Linked DNA regions of Homo sapiens: region 2 is linked to region 1. A link is a contact called in ENCODE POLR2A ChIA-PET data. All regions are on one chromosome and are shown on one strand. Each heading gives the region's core, a stretch centred on a gene start or an enhancer-like site at or near the end of the contact. The rest is flanking DNA. Distances are from core to core; before and after follow the strand shown. Region 1 overlaps ERGIC1 (endoplasmic reticulum-golgi intermediate compartment 1). Region 2 overlaps ATP6V0E1 (ATPase H+ transporting V0 subunit e1).

Evidence for each region. ChIA-PET counts read pairs that join two places held with the same protein, here RNA polymerase II (POLR2A).
Region 2: POLR2A ChIA-PET joins it to region 1 with 10 read pairs in activated T-cell. The contact joins two enhancer-like sites. POLR2A ChIA-PET finds 5 or more read pairs at or near these places in 3 of 52 experiments (H1, WTC11 and activated T-cell).

What each region holds. Positions count from the first base shown.
Region 1 is chr5:172,925,901-172,932,060 of GRCh38, reverse strand. ERGIC1 (endoplasmic reticulum-golgi intermediate compartment 1) reads right to left here. Exons shown (of 10, transcript NM_001031711.3): 7 at 5,492-5,552. Among named protein-coding and RNA genes, the nearest start is that of MIR10523, 14 kb to the right of the region's middle. RefSeq lists a silencer at 682-751. Within about 2 kb of position 2,605, at least 3 of the 41 ENCODE cell types and tissues checked have a DNase peak (open chromatin) inside an H3K27ac peak, as active enhancers do.
Region 2 is chr5:173,012,709-173,018,868 of GRCh38, reverse strand. The region is part of intron 2 of ATP6V0E1 (ATPase H+ transporting V0 subunit e1); the gene reads right to left. Among named protein-coding and RNA genes, the nearest start is that of SNORA74B, 4.9 kb to the left of the region's middle. RefSeq lists an enhancer at 875-1,418. Within about 2 kb of position 2,173, at least 18 of the 41 ENCODE cell types and tissues checked have a DNase peak (open chromatin) inside an H3K27ac peak, as active enhancers do.

The DNA of each region.
Region 1 (6,160 bases), core at 1,356-3,855:
ATGGTGAAACCCCGTCTCTACTAAAAATTCAAAAATTAGCCAGGCGTGGTGGCAGGTGCCTGTAATCCCAGCTACTCAGGAGGCTGAGGCAGGAGAATCGCTTGAACCTGGGAGGCGGAGGTTGCAGTGAGCTAAGGTCATGCCACTGCACTCCAGCCTGGGCGATAGAGCAAGACTCTGTCTCAAAAAAAAAAAAAAAAAAAGTGTGGGTGCTAGGAGCAGCTATTCTCCAACAGGGAAAAGAACCAAGTCATGGGACAGGATACACATGTGTCCATGGATTGGGGGAGGAGGAGACACTCTGTATCCATGTAAATATATAGGAGAATTATCTGGAAAGATGCCCAAGGAACCACGGGCAGCTTTAGCTTCTGGGGAGGAAGGCAGGATTTGAGAAAGATCCCATTTCATTGTACATCCTCTGACATTGTCTGAATAGTTTTACTTTTAAAACAAACTAGGTTTCAGTATTAAAAAGAAAAGAGCCTATCAACCAGAAAAACTGCACCAATGAAGCACTGATGAACTGAGAATGGGGAAAGAAATCAACGGCAGATCAGTTCTTCCTGGATGGGGGAGCTGCTGAAGGCAGGGATGGAGCCTTACTCAACTCTGTGTCCCCAGAGCCCCGTGCAGGGCCTGGTACCAAGTGGACCGTGGCAAATGCTTACTGAATGAATGAACGGATGGAAGGATGATTGGACAGGGGCATGAATGAAAGCACAGATGAATCAGCTGCTGATAAGCGTGAGGTAACTGGAATCCAATGCTGGGCTGATAGAATGCTGGCCCAGAGCTGCCAAATATCACTCAGGAAAGGTATGAACTCTCCTGGGCCTTCTGGGATGCTTACAGGAAGCTCATGGGCCTTCCACAATCTCGGGTCACGGACTACAGAGCTAAAATAACACAGAAATTTAGGCCTGTGGGTTCTAAGCCTGGTCGCAGAGTCGAGTCAGTCCTCTTCTGTAAGAAGGCTGGGAATGCAGACAGCATTCACTGCCCTGACACTCCCTCCCTGCCCCTTCCTGCCAAAGCCATATCTCAGTAAGCAAAGGAAGTGCTTCTTGAATTGTTTTGAGTAGGTTCCTCTGAAAACCCGAGAAAAGTCCTGCAGCCGCAGAGCCCAGTCCATGAAGACTCCAACATCCCTCTGTTCAACCCTGTAATGGTTCTCAGATGTCAGAAGCAGTCGAATCATTTGGAATAAAAAGACACCTGGACCTCTTTCCAGGAGCATCCCGCCAAATGGGTCAAGGGTGGAGCTCAGAATTTGCATTTTTAAAACAAGAGCCCAAGACCACGCTTGATAGTGGTGTCCAAACGCCCATTGCCCTAGGTTAAAAACTTGAAGGAATGAAAAAGTGAATGCCTTATCAAAATCACCCCTGTAATATTTCTTGTTAAAATTTGTACAAGGCCGGATGTGGTGGCTCACGCCTGTAATCCCAGCACTTAGGGAGGCCGAGGTGGGAGGATCACTTGAGGTGAGGAGTTCAAGACCAACCTGGCCAACATGGTGAAACCCCATCTCTACTAAAAATACAAAAATTAGCCAAGCCTGGTGGCACACACCTGTAGTCCCGGCTACTAGGGAGGCTGAGGCAGGAGAATCGCTTGAACCCGGGAGGTGGAGGTTGCAGTGAGCTGCCACTGCACTCCAGCCTGGGCAACAGAGCGAGACTCCATCTCAAAAAAAAAAAAATTGTACAAAACACAGGTGATCACCAAGGACAAAACAAAAAATCACCATAAATTCACCATCCTCAGAAAACTATGGTTCACAGTCTCACATATAAACTGCCAGACATGTTTATACATATATTTGTATTTTCCTAAAATAGGACCATACCGTATCTTTTTTTTTTTTTTTGAAACGGAGTTTCACTCTGTCACCCAGGCTGGAGTGCAGTGGCACGATCTCGGCTCACTGCAACCTCCACCCTCTGGGTTCAAGTGATTCTCCTTCCTCAGCCTCCTGAGTAGCTGGGACTACAGGCGCCTGCCACCACGCCTGGCTAATTTTTTGTATTTTTAGTAGAGATGGGGGTTTCACCATCTTGGCCAGGCTGGTCTTGAACTCCTGACCTCGTGATCCACCCGACTTGGCCTCCCAAAGTGCTGGGATTACAGGCGTTAGCCACCGCGCCCAGCCATCTTTTTCTAAGAACTGAACATCATGATCAACTTTTCAGGTCTAAGACACAGAACATAAGCTCTGCAGAGTTTGTTTTATTCATCTCTCTATCCCCAGAACCTAGCCCAATGCCCAGCATATAGTAGGTGCTCAATAAATCTTTGCTGCCTGACTGCCAGTAAGGTCCTGACACACCTCGCTCATCTTGGGCAGTTACCATGCTCAGTCAACCCCCTATGGCTGGACACTGACGTGGTTCCTCATTTTCAATTTTATAAACAATGACCTAATGAACATTATTTTCCTAGATTTTTGTACACTCTCTTAATTATTTCCTTAGCTTACTCTCCTATGAGTACAATTGATGACTCAAAGGCAATGACCATTTTTAAGGCCTTTGATACAATTTGCCAAATGCCCACTGGAGACACTGCAGTTAATTACACCCATGTGGATTCCTTGTGAGCTGACCATTCCTAGAGACTGCTGGCTCCAACCTGGTCTAGGCCAGCCCACATTCCCTTCAAGCTCACTCCTCCTCCCCTACCCGCAAAATCTTCTTACAGAAAAATTCAAACCTAAAACATAGGGAATTGTATAATGGACTCCCACGTACCCATTTCCCAACTTCAGCAATTACCAGCGTATGGCCAATCTTGTTTCATCCCTATCCCGCCACTGGAGTGGGGCCCAGAATCTGCATTCTTAAAACCAGCAGCCCATATATATGTATGTGTGTGTATACTTATATACACACACACACACACACATATATATATATGACAGCCCATATTATGTGTATACATATACATGACAAGCTGGTTTCATTCCAGTTATATCATTCAGGACCAGTTAAACAATTCAGTACCACAATACAAGATACAATTTGATATAGGAAAGTTTCTCCTTAGATTCTGCCCTAGGGGATCTCGTTCCTGAAGTTAGCTGCTGACGATAATGAAGAGAACGGCCAACATTTATTGAGCACTCACAATGTGGCAGGCCGTGTACTAAACTCTGTACACGCATCTCATTAATCCTCATAGCAAGGCTTAAGGTGGAGAGGATTCTTCCCACTTTACACATGCAGAAACTGAGGCTTAGCAGAGTTAAATGACTTTCCCAAGACCACAGGGCTGGGAAAGAGTGGAGGGGGACACTGGAGGCCGAGGTCCTCATGACCGCACTCCACCACCATCTGGCAGGAGCTCTTCCATAGTGGCCTCCAGGCCTCTTATCATCGATCATATACCTACTATACCCTGGGTACAGGGCTGGGTCCTGGGGACAAAGCAGTGGGCAAGGCAGAGTGCCATGTTATAGCTGGCGCAACAGCCAAGGGCAGCAGATGACTGGGAGAACAAGGTGATTTCAGAGAGTGGTCTATGCTAGGAAGAAAAAACAGGTTTGTCCTTAGGAGTGAGGGTTACTTTAGATAGGGTGACCAGTGAGGGCTTCTTGGAGACGGTGGCGTTTGAACTGAGACCTTAATGCCAAGAAACAACCCCCATAGCAAGACCTGGGCACAGAGGGACCTACAAAGGCAACGGCCCAGTGCCAGGGACTGAGCTTGGGAGCTGAGGAAATAAAAGCCAGCCCTTCCCCAGCTGTCCATTGCTTGATCTCATGCTTTTTTCTCTCCACTTGAGCCAGCCTGAGATAGCTTTCGCCACTAGCCCTGGAGAAGGCAAGGTTTTCTGTCCACACCCTCTCTCTGCTTGCACACTCTGGGCCTTCTTAGCTTGATCCTCTTTCCTGTCCAGCAGCTGAGGGTCCATCGTAGCTGCAGACATTTGTGGACGGCCGACGTCGGATGACATGTTACCATGACACAAAACGACAATGACCACGGCACCACACCAAGAATCATCTACCTCTATTACAACCAGACATTTGCACTCAAATAAGGAGGTGCTGCCGTATACTTATCCGTTGCTGGAGGCAGCATGAATGGGAACCAGACACAGCTGGAAAGCAATCGGGTAACAGAGCGCCAACCCTGTACATATCAGAGGCATTATTGCCACAGTGAAACACAGGAAACGACAGACACTTTCGGTGAGAAGACAATGACTTAGAAAAGCAGAGCAGAGTGGGGACAGATCACCTGAGGTCAGGAGTTCAAGACCAGCCTGGCCAACGTGGTGAAACCCTGTCTCAACTAAAAATACAGAAAATTAGCTGGGCATTGTGGCAGGCACCTGTAATCCCAGCTGCTCGGGAGACTGAGACAGGAGAATTGCTTGAACCCGGGAGGCTGAGGTTGCAGTGAGCCGAGACTGTGCCACTGCACTCCAGCCTGGGTGACACAGTAAGACTCCGTCTCAAAAAAAAAAAAAAAAAAGCACAGCAGAGCTGCAAGATGGACAACTGTGCTCCCATTACAACTGGAAAGTAAGAAAATCGTGGCTATGTAATAAGGTCAAGTACAAAAAGCAGACGGTAAACTGCAATCCATGCCTTGGAAAAAAAGAAAAGTGAGTTCTGCTTATGGACAAGGACTCACAGGGACACAGAAAAATGAGGTTCGATTTGTCGGGGGGGCAGGTCACAGAGGGATGTTTTCTTTGCCTTGGATCCCTGACAATGGGAGAGCAAACGCATTTCAGGAAATAATAAGAAAAGATGTGGGTTAAAAGGTGAGCTCAGGTGAGGAAATAAGAAAAATCCAGGTACCCTGTGCAGCAGTGGGTCTGCAGGTCTGCTTGAGCACACAGGCCTCCCGGGCCCATTCTGTGCACGTGTCTGGGGCCATGTGAGCTCATGTGTGTTGGTGTGCACGAAAGGTATGCGTGCTCTCCTGTCTGCGTGTGGAGATGTGCGGTTCTCTTTGATCTGGGCCAAGGTGCCAGGGAGCTAAGGAGGGCGAGGACTCTAGGAGGAGCCACTATCGATGGGAGGAGTCTGAGCAGGAGGAGAGTGAGGTGTGGGGGAGGCAGCCATGTGGTCACAGCTGACTGGGCCACCCACAGACCTGTTCTCACGGTGCGACCTGGAGGCAGAACAGATCCTGGTTCTGCCATAGCTCCCTGTGGGATCTTAGGTAATTAGTTCAACTAAGGATGATGATGTGGCTGTGATGAGAGCAACAATAATGGTAATAGCTGGTATCCACTGCGTGCGTGCGTCTGCTGTGCCCCGGGACAAGCCTTCTTCCTTCTCCATCAGGGTCTGGGTCTGGACGGGGCTGGGTCCACCTTCCCACTGGTTAGCTGTGGGAATGGAGTGTGAGCAGCAGCCTCCCTGCCTTGGAGTGGGTGCTGGACAGGCACCCCCACCTCTCTGCCCTCCCCCTCCCTGCCTGCTGTACTGGGCATCTTGGAGCAGAAGGCTGTTCCCAGCAGGGATACATACGGTTGGAGGTGAGTCTGTCTGCTCCCCCGAGAGCATTGAAAGCTCCGTGGATGTTCTGGACCTGTGGAAAAATGCAGTGAGGGGATGGTCCCCAGGACACCTCCACCTCCAGGCCTGGCCCTGGTTGTGGGGGATGGCCAGGTACCACCTGGTCTAGGAACCCTACCAATGTGTAAAAGGGGGCTCCAGCGGATTTGTGGGGAGCAAGAGGCAGCAGGGGCCTGGCACATAGTAGGCACAAGCTTGTTTCCCATCTCTAGCCCCTACTATGTGCTGCTCCATCCTGGCCCCTTCATATAATTTCATTTCATGCCCCTAATGATGTATTATTGGGCCCATTTTACAGAAGAGCAAATCAAGGCTTGGAAAGACACCAAAACTTGCCCGGCTGGTAAGTGGCTAAGCTAAACTCTGAAATCAGGTCTGTCTGACACTAAGCTGGACTCTTTCCATGAAGTCACACAGAAAATTCAAGTGAACATGGATTCTGGGTCCCAGAAAGTTTCTCCTGAGATCCCAGGGTCCTCTGAAAGGCCCATAGAGGAGTCCAGGCAGGGATGCCCCAGAGCTGTGGGCCCCCCATCATGTCTGCTGCAGAGAACGTATAGCAGATGTGAAGAAAACCCTCCTCCGGGCAGTGGGGTGGGCTGCTGTAGAGTAGGGCTGAAA
Region 2 (6,160 bases), core at 924-3,423, 87 kb before region 1:
CCAAATAAAGTTTTGAGAATCACTTAGCTCAGACAAAAGCAAACAACAAAAAAATATGCAAATGTCTGAGTATTCAAACCATTCTTCACTTACTAAAGAAATATTTAATGAGCACCTACTAAGTTCTAGGCCTCAGAAATACAATGGCGAAAAATGAAATGTCACTATCCTCACAGAGCTTACATAATAGAATGTCAGGTGATAACTGTTATGAAGGAAGTCAAGCAAGGAGAAGGAATAGAGAGTGGCTTGACGGGGCATTATTTCGACAGGGTGGTCAGGGAAGGAGGAAGACAGACAGGGGAATGAAGCAGAATACACACTGCCTTTAGTTCCTACTCAAAATCCAGCTGACCATTGAACATGGGTTTGAACCATGCAGGTCGACTTGGATGCCTGGGCCTGCTCATATGCCTGCCTGTCCTGCCTCCACCTCCCTTTCCACCTCCTCCACCTCTTCTGCCTCTACCACACCTGAGACAGCAGGACCAAGCCCTCTTCTTCCTCCTCCTCAGCCTACTCAGTGTGAAGACAACAAGGATGAAGACCTTTATGCTCATCCACTTCCACTTAATATAATAGTAAACATATTTTCTCTTCCTTATGATTTTCTTAACATTTTCTTTTCTCTACCTTCCTTTATTATAGGAACACGGGATATAATACGTATACAAATTATGTGTTAATTGACTGTTTATGTTATTGGTAAAGCTCCTGATCAACAGTAGGCTATTAGTAATTAAATCTGGGGGGATTCAAAAGTTATAAATGGATTTTCAACTGTGCAGGGGATCGGAACCTCTAACTTCCACGTTATTCAAAGGTCAACTGTGTATGAATTTGAATTTCTTTCATTGGTGGGCAGTGGTGTGGGGAGGAGGGCAGGGTTAAGGTAAACAAGCCCAACCAACCTCCAACTACCAATCTGGGAGAGTGAAATTTGGTAACATACTGCTATCCTTTCTGCATGGTACATTGGGATCTAGGGAATCCCTTTCTTTTCTTTTCTTTTTTTTTTTTTTTTTTTTGAGAAGGAGTCTCGTTCTGTTGTCCAGGCTGGAGTGCAGTGGCACGATCTCAGCTCACCACAACCTCCACTTCCTGGGTTCAAGCAATTCTCCTGCTTCAGCCTCCTGAGTAGCTGGAATTACAGGCACGCGCCACCATCCCCAGCTAATTTTTGTATTTTTAGTAGAGAAGAGGTTTCACTATGTTGGCCAGGCTGGTGTCGAACTCCTGACCTTGTGATCCGCCCACCTTGGCCTCCCAAAGTGCTGGGATTACAGGCGTGAGCCACTGCAGCCGGCCAGGAATCGCTTTTTTTTTTTTTTTTTTAGACGAAGTCTCACTCTCGTCACCCAGGCTGGAGTGCGATGGCACGATCTCGGCTCACTGCAACCTCTGCCTCCCGGGTTCAAGCGATTCTCCCGCCTCAGCCTCCCGAGTAGTTGGGATTACAGGCGCCTGCCACCACACTCGGCTAATTTTTGTATTTTTAGTAAAGATGGGGTTTCACCATGTTGGCAAGGCTGGTCTCGCACTCCTGATCTCACGTGATCCGCCCACCTCGGCCTCCCAAAGTGCTGGGATTACAGGGGTGAGCCACCACGCCCAGCAGGGAATCACTTTCTAAGGGTAAGTGGATATATCACTACAGCAGTCTCCTTTCACGCTTTCAGGACTTTAAATTTCCCTATAAGCGGGGAACTAGCCAAGCCCCAACTAGGCCATTATCCGGGTGGATCTTTTTTCTTTCATTTACTGTCATTTTTAGAGCTTTTCCAATCAGAGGATCAAAAGGCTGATTCTGATCACCAATGGAGAGATTGCTGGAGAATTAGCCAGCACCATATCAGAAGCTTGTGCCCACAGAAACAAAAGGTGATTTTGTGACAGGAAACATGACACCTGAGGAAAGCAGGCCAAAACAGATAGTTCAAGCTGACTCACTTAATAAACAAAAAGTTCATTCAGATGAGATTTTCTGATCCATCCTTAGAAGTAGGGTATTAAACACAAACACAATACTAAGACTTGTAGTTGAGGTTCAACATCATCCATCTGACATTATAAAAAAAGGAAGAGAACAGCACAGGCGGACACACTGAAAAGCTCTGTGACTGCAGTTGACGCTAATGGTGCAGAGCTAAGAGTCATGGAAAATTCCAAACTAACCAAGGACTTCCCCAATCCCGGCAGGCAATACAAGCTGCCTGAAAAAACACTTTCGTAAGAGACTGAGACAACTGGCCAATGCCTAGAAATACTAAAAAAATCCATTAGAATTTAAACTAGCCCCTATCTCCTTTTGTTACCAAGAATATAGCACAGAATGAAAACACCACTTCCCAGCACTTTGTAGGATGTTGTAGCGGAGTGGTTCTCCTCCCCAGCTGCAAATTATAATCACTCAGGGAACTTTTAAAATATACTGATGCTATTTCTGAGAGTGGAAAAAACATTGACTCCTTTTCCTCTGCTTTCACACCACAATAATCAACACAGAAGAGACTTCTACAGCCAAATGTGTGGGGATTTCTCCCCACCAACAAGCACACAATCAATTCTGCAGCGGACTCCAGCTGGGTGTCCTCCAATTCAATCCTGACATTATCTGCCTGGAGGTAGCATCAGCATCAGATCTCACAGGGTGAGGGCTTGGTTCCACAAGACCGCCCCTCACTTCTGATGCCAATCGCAAGCCCCAGGTTGTTCTACCTGTGCTTCTGACCAACTGGCTATAAATCGGGGAGGCTCTAACCTTTCTTAGGTTCAATTAATCTACTAGAGCAGCTCGCGGAGCTCAGGGAAACACGTTTTCTGGTTTACTATAAAAGATACTACAATCTGGGCATGGTGGCTCACGCCTGTAATCTCGACACTGGGAGGCCAAGGCGGGTGGATCACTTGAGCCCAGGAGTTCGAGATCAGCCTGGCCAACATGGTGAAACCCGTCTCTACTAAAAATACAAAAATCAGCTGGGCATGGTGGCACACATCTGTAGTCCCAGCTACTTGGGAGGGTGAGGCAGGAGAATCACTTGAACCTGGGAGGCAGAGGTTGCAGTGAGCCAAGGTCGCACCACTGCACTTTAGCCTGGATGACAGAGTGAGACTGTCTCAAACAAACTAACAAAAGATACTACACAAGATACTGATGAAGGGATGGACAGGGTGAGCTATGGAAAGGGGCACAAAGTTCTCATGCTCTTCCTGGGAACACCAGCCTCCAGGAATAGCTTCCAGCTTTCCTGAACCTCTCAGAACCCAATCCTTTTGGGTTTTTATGGAAGCTTCATTGTGTAGGCATGATTGATTACATCACGGGCCATTGGTGATCAGTTTAAGGTTCAGCCCCTCCCCCTTCCCCTATGGTTGGGCTGTGGGGCTGAAAGTCCCAACCCTCTAATCCTTCCTTGGTTCGTGATTAGATCCCATCCTGGAGCTACCAAGGGGCTGCCAATCATCAGTCAACTCATTAGCATACAAAGACACATGTCACTTTGGAGATTCTAAGGATTTTAGGAGTTGTATACCAGGAAATGGGAACAAAGACTAAATTTGTATTTCACAATATCACAATTTCACATATAACCTTTCATTTAATTCTTGTACTAGGAAACAGGCAGAGAGAGTCTAAGTGATTGGCCTATGGTCACAATGCTAATTAGGTAGTAGTAGATCCTAGACCAGGAATCAGATCAGATTACTGTTCCCACTTCAAAAAGTGACCTTCTGGAATATTTTAACTGAGAACATTTCAGAAGGCATTAATTTAGCTAAATCTAAATTGAGAATTCAGAAAATGAGAATCCATCCACTGAGCACTGATTAAGTTCAACACAAGCCTTTGGTGCCTTCACTAAAGAATATCCAGAAGAAAGAATGAAGACCCCTTTCTTGGTCAGGTCAGTATTTAGAAACTGTTTTTTCTTCGTATTTACCATTTCTCTGTGTTGGTATCATTTCAAGTCCTCGCTTCCCGTTAGTATGAAATACACAAAGTACTGTTGCTGAGTATAGTCACCCTATTTTGCAATCAAACATAGAAGAAACTTATTTCCTCTGTTTAATGTTTGTGCCCATTTTACGGGTACCCCACATGTTTGTACCCATTGTGCTACTCTTTATTCCCACAACTTTCCTTCCTTCCCAGTCTCTCATATCTATCATTCTACTCTTCATGTCTTTGACATCAAATTTTTTAGCTCCCACATATAAGTGAGAACATGTGATATTTGTCTTTCTGCACTTGGCTTATTTCACTTAAGATAATGGCCTCTAGTTCCTCCCATGATGCTGCAAATGACATGATTTCATTCTTTTTTTATGGCTGAATACTATTCCGTAGTGTACATATAACACATTTTCTGCATGCGTTCATCTGTTGACAGACACTTAGATTGATTCTCTGTCTCTGCTACTGTGAACAGCACTGCGATCAACATGCGAGAGTGCAGGTATACCTTTTATATATACTGATTTCTCTACCACTGGATAAATACCCAGTAGCGGGAATGCTGGATCATATGGCAGTTCTATTTTTAGTTTTTTGAAAAATCTCCATACCATTTTCTATACTGGTTTCTATACTCCATACCATTTTCTATACTAATTTACATTCTCACTAACAGTGTATAAAAGTTTCCTTTTCTCTGCATCCTTGCTGGCATCTGTTATTTTTTGGCTTTTTTTTTTTTTTTTTTTTAAGATGGAGTCTCCCTTTACGGCCCAGGCTGGAGTGCAGTGGCACGATCTTGGCTCACTGCAACCTCTACCTCCCGGGTTGAAGTGATTCTCCTGCCTCAGCCTCAGGAGTAGCTGGGATTACAACCTACCACCACACCCAGCTAATTTTTTAATTCTTAGTGGAGATGGGGTTCCACCATGTTGAACATGGTTGGCCAGGCTGGTCTCAAACTCCTAATCTCAGATGATCCACCTGCCTTGGCTTCCCAAAGTGCTGGGATTATAGGCATGAGCCACCATGCATGGCCATATTTTCGCTTTTTAGTAATAGCCATTCTAACTGGAGTGAGATGATATCTCATTGTAGTTTTGAATTGCATTTCCCTAGTGATTAATAATATTGAGCACTGCTGGCCATTTGTAATGTCTTCTTTTGAGAAATATCTAGTCATGTCCTTTGTCCATTTCTCAATAGGATTATTTGTTTAACTGTTAAGTTGTTTGAGGTCCTTATATATTCTGGATCTTAGTCCCCTGTCAGTTGGGTAGTTTGCAAATATTTTCTCCCATTCAACAAGTTGTCTCTTTTTTTTTTTTTTTTTTTTGAGATGGAGTCTGGCTCTGTCGCCCAGGCTGGAGTGCAGTGGCGCAATCTCAGCTCACTGCAAGCTCCGCCTGCCGGGTTCACGCCATTCTCCTGCCTCAGCCTCCGGAGTAGCTGGGACTACAGGCGCCCACCACTACGCCTGGTTAATTTTTTGTATTTTTAGTAGAGACGGGGTTTCACCATGTTAGCCAGGATGGTCTCGATCTCCTGACCTCGTGATTCACCCGCCTCGGCCTCCCAAAGTGCTGGGATTACAGGCGTGAGCCACCGCGCCCGGCCAAGTTGTCTCTTTATTCTATTGTTTCTTTTGCTGTGCAGAGCTTTTTAGTTTAATATAGTCCCATTTGTCTATTTTAGTTTTTGTTGACTGTGCCTTTTTTTCTTTTTTTTAACACAAGTGTCTTGCTCTGTTGCCCAGGCTGGACTGGAGTGGCGCAATCACAGCTCATTGCAGCCTTGATCTCCCAGGCTCCTGGACTTAAGCAATCCTCCTACCTCAGCCGCCTGAGTAGCTTGGACCACAAGCACGTGCCACCAGGCTTGGCTAATTTTTTAAATTTTTTGTAGAGACAGGGTCTCATTATGCTGCCTAAGCTGGTCTCGAATTCCTGGGCTCAACTGATCCTCCCACCTCAACCTCCCAAAGTGCTGGGATTACAGGTGTGAGCCACTACACCCAGCCTGTTGCCTGTGCTTTTGAGGTCTTAGTCATAAAACTTTTGCCTAGACCAATGCTCTGAAGAGTTGTCCCTATGTTTGCTTCTAGCTGTTTTATAATTTCAGGTCTTATGTTTAAATCTTTTCTTTTTTTTTTTTTTGAGATGGAGTTTCACTCATTGCCCAGCCTGGAGTGGAATGGCACGC